Regions from separate parts of the Homo sapiens genome. Here region 2 is linked to region 1. A link is an interaction called in ENCODE POLR2A ChIA-PET data of the cell type or tissue named here. Cell type or tissue: PC-9. All regions are shown on one strand. Each heading gives the region's core, and the rest is flanking DNA. Links, peaks and the distances in the headings are about the cores only. Region 1 holds the start of IQCN (IQ motif containing N). Region 2 has its middle 8.0 kb from the start of REX1BD.

The links. ChIA-PET counts read pairs that join two places held together with the same protein. Peaks named below come from ENCODE experiments on the same cell type or tissue, not always from the same donor. Only the 100,000 strongest peaks of a DNase experiment are listed, where the experiment ranks them.
Region 2: POLR2A ChIA-PET joins it to region 1 with 18 read pairs; 11 of 35 experiments call an interaction of 5 or more read pairs at or near these places.

Annotation. Positions count from the first base shown.
Region 1 is chr19:18,272,999-18,277,386 of GRCh38, forward strand. It overlaps IQCN (IQ motif containing N), which reads right to left and starts at 1,454. Exons shown (of 4, transcript NM_001145304.2): 1 at 1,405-1,454. RefSeq lists enhancers at 1,881-2,175, 1,959-2,078. In PC-9, for the core only: no CTCF peak of the experiment used is centred there; DNase peaks (open chromatin) are centred at 1,553 and 2,023; H3K27ac peaks cover 1,383 bases.
Region 2 is chr19:18,578,556-18,582,943 of GRCh38, forward strand. No RefSeq gene overlaps it. Among named protein-coding and RNA genes, the nearest start is that of REX1BD, 8.0 kb to the right of the region's middle. In PC-9, for the core only: no CTCF peak of the experiment used is centred there; no DNase peak of the experiment used is centred there.

The sequences.
Region 1 (4,388 bases), core at 389-4,388:
ATGCATGGATAATTGACACACATATATTTATTATTTTTATTTTTTTGAGATGGACGGAATCTTGCTCTGTTGCCCAGGCTGAAGTGCAGTGGCACGATCTTGGCTCACTGCAACCTCCGCCTCCCAGGTTCAAAGTGATTCTCCTGTCTCAGCCTCCCGAGTAGCTGGGATTACAGGCACTTGCCACCACACTTGGCTAACTTTTGTATTTTTAGTAGAGTTGGGGTTTCGCCATGTTGGCCAGACTGGTCTCGAACCCCTGACCTCAAGTGATCCGCCCGCCTCGGCCTCCCAAAGTGCTGGGATTACAGGCATGAGTCACCATGCCCGGCCTAATTATTATTATTATTCTCTTTGAGACGGAATTTCACTTTTGTTGCCCAGGCTGGAGTGCAATGGCGCCATCTTGGCTCACTGCAACCTCTGCCTCCAGGTTCAAGCGATTCTCCTGCCTCAGCCTCCCAAATAGCTAGGATTACAGGCATGCGCCACCACACCTAATTTCGTATTTTTAGTGGAAATGGGGTTTCTCCATGTTGGTCAGGCTGGTCTTGAACTCCTGATCACAGGTGATCTGCCCGCCTTGGCTTCCCAAAGTGCTGGCGTTACAGGCGTGAGCCACCTTGCCCGGCCTAATTTTTGAATTTTTAGTAGAGATGGGGTTTGACCATATGGGTCAGGCTGGTCTCGAACTCCTGAGGCAGGAAAATCACTTGAACCCGGGAGACAGCAGCTCTGGGAGCTGAATGGGCCCATTCCAGGGGCTGAGGTTTCATCAACCAAACGGTGCAGCTCTTTAGAGGAACTCAACCAGAAGGGGTGAGAAACGGGATTGTGGGGGATGAGAAGAAGGAACAGGGGCCCCCTGGACACAGAAGCCAAGCGACTGGCTCGGTAATTTTGAGTAAACCCCTCTGAGCCTCAATTTCCCTATCTGTCACAAGACATAAGATCACCATCCTCAGGTTGCCAAAGAGACACAACAGGCTCAGCTGGGCGCAGTGGCTCCTGCCCGTAATCCAAGCACTTTGGGGGACCAAGGTGGGAGGATCGCTGCAGCCCAAGAGTTTGAAAACAGCCTGGGCAACATGTCTCTATTTATTTAAAAAAATAATAATAAAGAGACATAACAGGCTCTCCATGATGTCCCCCATCACAGGTGAACAAATCCACCATCAAGGCTTTAGAGGTCCCTAGAGCCCCTGCTGTGAGGGGCCAAGGAGCTGACCCATCATTTGCAGTCACCCAGAAGGCCCAGAAGGGCTCTAAAGGCACTGGGGGCCAGAGGAGAACGACAGGGTCCCCCACGAACCCTCGCAAACAAGTCCTCCACCAGCCCCACTCACCCGCCCCTGAAGCCACCAGCCCCACTCACCCGCCCCCAAAGCCACCAGCCCCACTCACCTGCCCCTGAAGCTAAACCTAGCAGTCTGAACGGCCAGTCTTGGAGCCCTGGTGCCGCAGCAGCTTTGTGACTCAAAGCCAAGTTCTGGCCAATCCCTGGCAGCTCTTAGGGGGTGGGGATTCTAGAAGGCACAGCCAGAGGTTGGGGAACAGGATGCAGGGCAGGGCCAAAGGTCATGGTGGTTGCTACCTACACCGGCTCATCCTGAGTACAAAGGGTTCTCAGCACAGAGGGAACCCCAAATCTCCCCCTCCATGTACCTAGAGGCAGTTTCAGTCTTTCATCCCACGGGCATTTTCTGAGCACCTACTATATGCTGGAATTTGCCCCATGTCTGGGGATACAAACAACTCAAAGAATTTGAGGCTGTAAAATGGCTAGATGGGAAGGGACCAAAAAGGGGGTGCAACGGGCCAGTCAGGGTTCTCACTGATGTCTTGGGTGTGGCTCTGAGACTGCGGGCTCCTTGGGGTGGGGCCGGACTTGATCTCTTGGGATCCCCACTGGGCCCGGCAAAAGTGGGTACTGACCCTGAGCCGCAGCGCTATAAGGGGAAGTCAGGCTGCTGTCCTGGATCACCTCCTGGGGCTGGGCTGGGGCCCAGCATGAGTCACCGCTGGCTGGGCCAAGGCTGACACGCACCTTGGACTCAGTGCAGCTGGCTCCAGCCAAAGCCAGCCTGGCCCAGAAGCCTCTGCCTGGCTTCCTTGGGGAGCCGCTGGGGGTTGCCGGGACAAGAACCAGCAGGGGTGCCTGACCTCCCTCTGCAGCGATCACCCCCTCCAAAACCTTCCCTATACTGTGGGTGTGACTTTGGACAAAATCAGGGACATGGCAGATGGCAGTTGGGTGGGGTTTATATCCTTTGTCTGTTTTTTGAGATTGAGTCTCGCTCTGTTGCCCAGGCTGGAGTGCAGTGCTACGATCTCAGCTCACTGCAACCTCCACCTCCCCGGGTTCAAGCGATTCTCGTGCCTCAGCCTCCTGAGTAGCTGGGACTACAGGTGCATGCTATGACGCCCAGCTGATTTATGTAGTTTTAGTAGAGATAGGATTTCACCATGTTGGCCAGGCTGGTCTCAAACTCCTGACCACAAGTGATCCGCCTGCTGCGGCCTCCCAAAGTGCTGGGATTACAGGCATGAGCCACTGCACCCAGCTCATCCTTTGGATGTTTCATCAGAACAGGTCCCTTCTGTGCTGTCAACGAGCTAAACACAAACTGGGAGTTCTCAGGGCAATTGGAGACCGTAGGAGCCCAGTAAGGTGCTGGCCTAGCCTGAGGGTTACTAGGGACAGGCTTCCGAGGACTGTGCAGCTGAGGCTGGGAGGTGGCGCTCAGCTGCATGACTGGGGGAAGAGTAGCTGGCACAGAACTACAGCTGCAGCCGTGCAAAGACCCTGAGGCCAGGAAGGCAGGATATTGGGAATTTGGGTGGAGAGGCTCCTGAAAGGAGACACTGGCCAGCCCAGGGACTGGTGCAGTCAGGACTTTTTCCAAAAAGGTTTCAAGTAAGGAGTCAGATCTGTGATTTAGAAAAAGCCCTTCACATCACAGCTCATGCCTGCTTGACTCCCCCATCAGACTGGAGGGCTGGCCTCAACTAGGTGTCAATAAATGCTGGGGACGCTGGGCGCGATGGTTCATGCCTATAATCCCAGCACTTTGGGAGGCCAAGGCGGGCAGATCGATTGAGCCCAGGAGTTTGAGACCAGCCTGACCAATATGGCAAAACCTCGTCTCTACTAATAATACAAAAATTAGTCAGGCATGATGGCAAATGCCTGTAATCCCAGCTACTTTGGTGGCTGAGGCAGGAGAGTCACTTGAACCCAGGAGGTGGAGGCTACAGTGAGCCAAGATTGCACCACTGCACTCCAGCCTGAATGAGAGACCCTGACTCAAAAAAAAAAAAAAAAAAAAAAAAAAAAAAGAGGCCGAGTACAGTGGCTCAATACCTGTAGTCCCAGCATTTTGGGAGACCGAGGTTGGAGGATCACTTGAACACAGGAGTTCAAAACCAGCCTGGGCAACATAGATCCCATCTCTACAAAAAAATTATTTAAAAATTAGTAGGGCGGCTGGGCGTGGTGGCTCACGCCTGTAATCCCAGCACTTTGGGAGGCCAAGGCTGGCGGATCATGAGGTCAGGTGATCGAGATCAACCTGGCTAACACGGTGAAAGCCCATCTCTATTAAAAACACAAAAAAATTAGCCAGGCATGGTGGCAGGCGCCTGTAGTCCCAGCTACTCAGGAGGCTGAGGCAGGAGAATGGCGTGAACCTGGGAGGCGGAGCTTGCAATGAGCCGAGATGGCGCCACTGCACTCCAGCCTGGGCGGCAGAGCAAGACTCCGTCTCAAAGAAAAAATAAAAATAAAAATTAGTAGGGCATGGTGGCGTGCACCTGTGGTCCCAGCTACTTGGGAGGCTGAGGTGAGGCAGGACAATCAGTTGAGCCTAGGAGGTCAAGGCTGCAGTGAGCTGTGGTCTTGCCACTGCACTCTGGCCAAGGCAAGAGCGAGACCTCATCTTGTAAAGAAAAAAAAAAACAAACTTGTGGGGCCCAGTGGCTCACGCCTGTAATCCCAGCACTTTGGGAAGCCAAGGTGGGTGGATCACCTGAGGTCAGGAGTTCGAGACCAGCCTGGGCAACATGGTGAAACCCTGTCTCTACTAAAAATACAAAAAAAAATTTAGCCAGGCAGGGTGGCTCACGCCTGTAATCCCAGAAACTTTGGGAAGCTGAGGCGGGCAGATCACGAGGTCAGGAGATCGAGACCATCCTGGCTAACACGGTGAAACCCCGTCTCTACTAAAAACACAAAAAAATTAGCCGGGCATAGTGGCGGGCGCCTGCAGTCCCAGCTACTCAGGAGGCTGAGGCAGGAGAATGGCATGAACCAGGGAGGCAGAGCTTGCAGTGAGCTGAGATCGCGCCACCGCACTCCAGCCTGGGAGACAGAACGAGACTCCGTCTCA
Region 2 (4,388 bases), core at 120-4,119, 310 kb after region 1:
CGTCCCCACCTCACTGGGAACCATTTCACCTATCATTTCTCTTGTTTAGGATCAGCAATCCAAACTACGGAGCTCTTCCACTCAGGGTACCACTCGCATTTGTGGGAGTTAAGTAAAATAATAGACCATCGACTGGGAGATCAAAAGTAGTATTCTTAAGATGGAAAGCGGGGACAAAAGGCTGTAGTGCATGAGACACTATTTCAGCCTTGGCCCAATCCCCTGTTGCCCCCCGCCTTAAAATTGCTATGTCTATGTACAATCTTTAAGGAGTTCATCTTACTGGGGCAGTTTCAAGCTCAGAAATATGCTAACTGGAGCCTTGTAAACCACCTAAGAATACACCCCAAACTTAGAACCCACTCACTGGAACAAAAACTTTCGGGCGCACTGGTAAGAGGCCGCTAAACCCAGCAGCCTGGCCTCCTTCTTTGTGGCTAAGAAGGGAGGGAAAAGAATGTGGTTGAAACTGCTACGTCGGTAAGCACAATTAAATCTGATAAGCAGGGTTCCATGGGTGATTGTGCACCCTGGAAAATGGACACTAAAACAGTAGGGGACCTGCTAGAACCAGTGTCCACTGGGAATGACTAGGGGTGCGGGCATCCCTATGCTTTCCTTTCAGATGGGAGATTTTCCCTCCAAAGTGAAGTCGCCCCTGAGGTGTATTCTGAATAACTGGGACCAATTTGATCCCCAGACATTGAAGAAGCAGCTCATATTTTTCTGCAGCACTGCCTGGCCACAATATCCTCTTCCAGGAGGAGAACGATGGCCACCTGAGGGAAGTATACACTATAATACCATCCTGCAACTAGATCTGTTTTGTAAACAAGAAGGCAAGTGGATTTAGGTACCATATGTTCAGACCTTTTTCTCATTAAGGGATGATAACCCACGATTGTGTAAGACATGTAACCTGCACCCCACAGGGAGTCCTCAAATTCTACCCCCATACCCAGTCCTCCCCACGGCTCCTCCTACTAATGCCAAACCCTCTCTGGCTTCTACAGCCCAAAAGGGAACAAATAAAAGAGCCTTCAGAGAGCCAAGAGACCCCACTGGCCCCTGGCTATGTCCTCTTCAGGCTGTAGGAGGGGAATTTGGCCCAACCCGAGTACATGTTCCCTTTTCTCTCTCTGATCTAAAGCAAATTAAGGCAGACTTGGATGAAAGTTCTCAGATGACCCCAATAGATACGTAGATGGCCTGCTGGGTCTGGGACAATCTTTTGACCTTTCCTGGAGAGAGATCATGTTATTGCTTGATCAGACCTAACCTCTAATGAGAAGAATGCTGCTTTAACAGGAGCCCGAGAGTTTGGGGATACCTGGTACCTCAGTTAAGTAAGTGATAGAATGACATCAGAAGAGAGCAGTTTCCTACTGGCCAGCAAGCAGTCCCCAGTATGGATCCCCACTGGGACCCTGACTCGGATCATGGGGACTGGAGTCACAAACATTTACTGACCTGTATCCTAGAAGGGTTAAGGAGAACTAGGAAAAAGCCCATGAACTATTCAATGATGTCTACTATAACCCAAGGGAAGGAAGAAAACCCTATTGCCTTCCTCAAAAGGCTGAGGGAGGCTTTGAGAAAATATACTCCCCTGTCACCAGATTCCCTCGAAGGCCAGTTAATTTTAAAGGACAAATTTATTACTCAGTCAGCTGCAGACATTAGGAAAAAGCTCCAAAAGTTAGCCTTGGGCCGAGCAAAATTTGGAGGCATCATTAAACCTGGCAACCTCAGTGTTCTATCATAGGGACCAAGAGGAACAGGCCGAAAAGGAAAAGCAGGATAAGAGAAAGGCTGCAGATTTAGTCATGCCCTCAGACAAACCTTGGCGGTTCAAAGAGGAGAAAAAATGGAGCAGGCCAATCACCCAGCAGGGCTTATTATCAGTGCAGTTTACAAGGACACTTTAAACAAGATTGTCCAAAGAGAAATAAGCCGCCCTCTCACCCATGTCCACTATGCCAAGGTGATCACTGGAAGGCACACTGTCCCAGAGGACAAAGGTTCTCTGGGCCAGAAGTCCCCAACCAGATGATCCAGCAACAGGATGGAGGGTGCCCGGGGCAAGCACCAGCTCGTGTTGTCACCCTCACAGAGCCCCGGGTAAGTTTGACCATTGAGGGCCAGGAAATCGACTTTCTTCTGGACACTGGCACAGCCTTCTCAGTTCCACTGTCCTGCCCTGGATGGCTGTCCTCAAGGTCTGTTACCATCCAAGGGATCCTGGGACAACCTGTAACCAGGTATTTCTCCCGCCCCCTTAGCTGTAACTGGGAAACCTTAATTTTCTCACATGCCTTTCTCATCATGCCTGAGAATCCCATACCCTTACTGGGGAGGGACATATTAGCTAAATCAGGAGCTATCATCTGTATGAATACAGGGAAGAAAAGACCTATCTGTTGTCCCCTACTTGAGGAAGGAATCAACCCTGAGGTTTGGGCATTAGAAGGACAATTTGGAGGGGCAAAGAACGCCTGTCCAGTCCAAATCAAACTAAAAGACCCCACCCCTTTCCCTTACCAAAGACAATACCCCCTAAGACCTGAAGCTCGAAAAGGATTACAAGGTATTGTTAAAAATTTAAAAGCCCAAGGTCTAGTAAGAAGTTGTAACAGCACCTGTAACACCCCAATTCTAGGGGTACAAAAACCAAATGGTCAATGGAGGTTGGTGCAGGACCTCAGGCTCATAAATGAGGCCATAATTCCTTTATACCCAGCTGTACCCAACCCTTATAGATTGCTCTCTCAAATACCAGAAGAAGCAGAGTGGTTTACAGTCCTGAATCTTAAAGATGCCTTTTTCTGTATCCCTCTACACCCTGACTTTCAATTCCTATTTGCCTTTGAGGATCCCTCAGATCAAACATCTCAGCTCACCTGGACAGTCTTGCCCCAAGGATTTAGAGATAGCCCTCACCTGTTTGGCCAAGCATTGGCCCAAGATTTAAGTCACTTCTTGCACCCAGGTACCCTAATTCTTCAATATATGGATGACTTACTTCTCCCGTTGAGAGACCCTGTGCCATCAGGCTACCCAAGACTTTTTTTTTTTTTTTTTTTGAGACGGAGTCTTGCACTGTTGCCCAGGCTGGAGTGCAGTGGCGCAATCTCGGTTCACTGCAAGCTTCGCCTCCTGGGTTCATGCCATTCTCCTGCCTCAGCCTCCCGAGTAGCTGGGAGTACAGGCGCCTGCCACCACGCCTGGCTAATTTTTTGTACTTTTAGTAGAGACAGGGTTTCACCTTGTTAGCCAGGATGGTCTCGATCTCCTGACCTCATGATCCACCCACCTCAGCCTCCCAAAGTGCTGGGATTACATTTGAGCCCAAGGCCTTTTAAACTTTCTAGCTGATCGAGGTTACAAAGTATCTAAATCAAAGGCCCAGCTTTGTTTACAGCAGGTCAAATACCTAGGGCTGGTTTTGGCTAAAGGAACCAGGGCTCTCAACAAAAAACCTATCCAGTCTATACTGGCTTATCCTCACCCTCAGACATTAAAACAGTTGACAGGGTTTCTTGGAATAACTGGCTTTTGCCAACTGTGGATCCCCAGATACAGCGAAATGGCCAGGCCACTTTACACTCTAATTAAGGAGACCCAAAAAGCTAATACCCATTTGATAGAATGGGGACCAGAGGCAGAGGCAGCCTTCAGAACCCTAAAACAGGCCCTAACACAAGTCCCAGTTCTGGGTCTACCTACGGGACAAAATTTCTCTTTGTATGTCACAGAAAGAATGGGAATAGTTCTTGGAGTCCTTACCCAGACTTGAGGGACTACCATACAGCCAGTAGCATATCTGAGTAAAGAAATTGATGTGGTAGCAAAGGACTGGCCTCACTGTCTGCAGGTGGTAGCTGCAGTGGCCATTTTAGTATTAGAGGCTGTCAAAATAATACAAGGGAGAGACATCACTGTATGGACTATTCACGATGTCAACGGCATACTAACTGCTAAAGGAGGTTTGTGGCTGTCAGACAATCGCCTACTTAGGTACCAGGCCTTATTACTTGAGGGACTGGTGCTTCAGATGCGCACTTGTGCAGCTCTTAACCCAAACTTATGCTGCCCAGAAGGATCTTTTAGAGGTCCCCTTAGCCAACCCTGACCTCAACCTATATATATACTGATGGAAGTTCGTTTGTAGAAAAGGGATTACAAAGGGCAGGATATACCATAGGTTAGTGATAAAGCAGTAGTTGAAAGTGGGCCCCTCCCCCAGGGACCAGCACCCAGTTAGCAGAACTAGTGGCGCTTACCCGAACTTTAGAGCTGGGAAAGGGAAAAAGTATAAATGTATATACAGAGAGCAAATTTGCTTATCTAGTTCTACATGCCCATGCTGCCATATGGAAAGAAAGGGA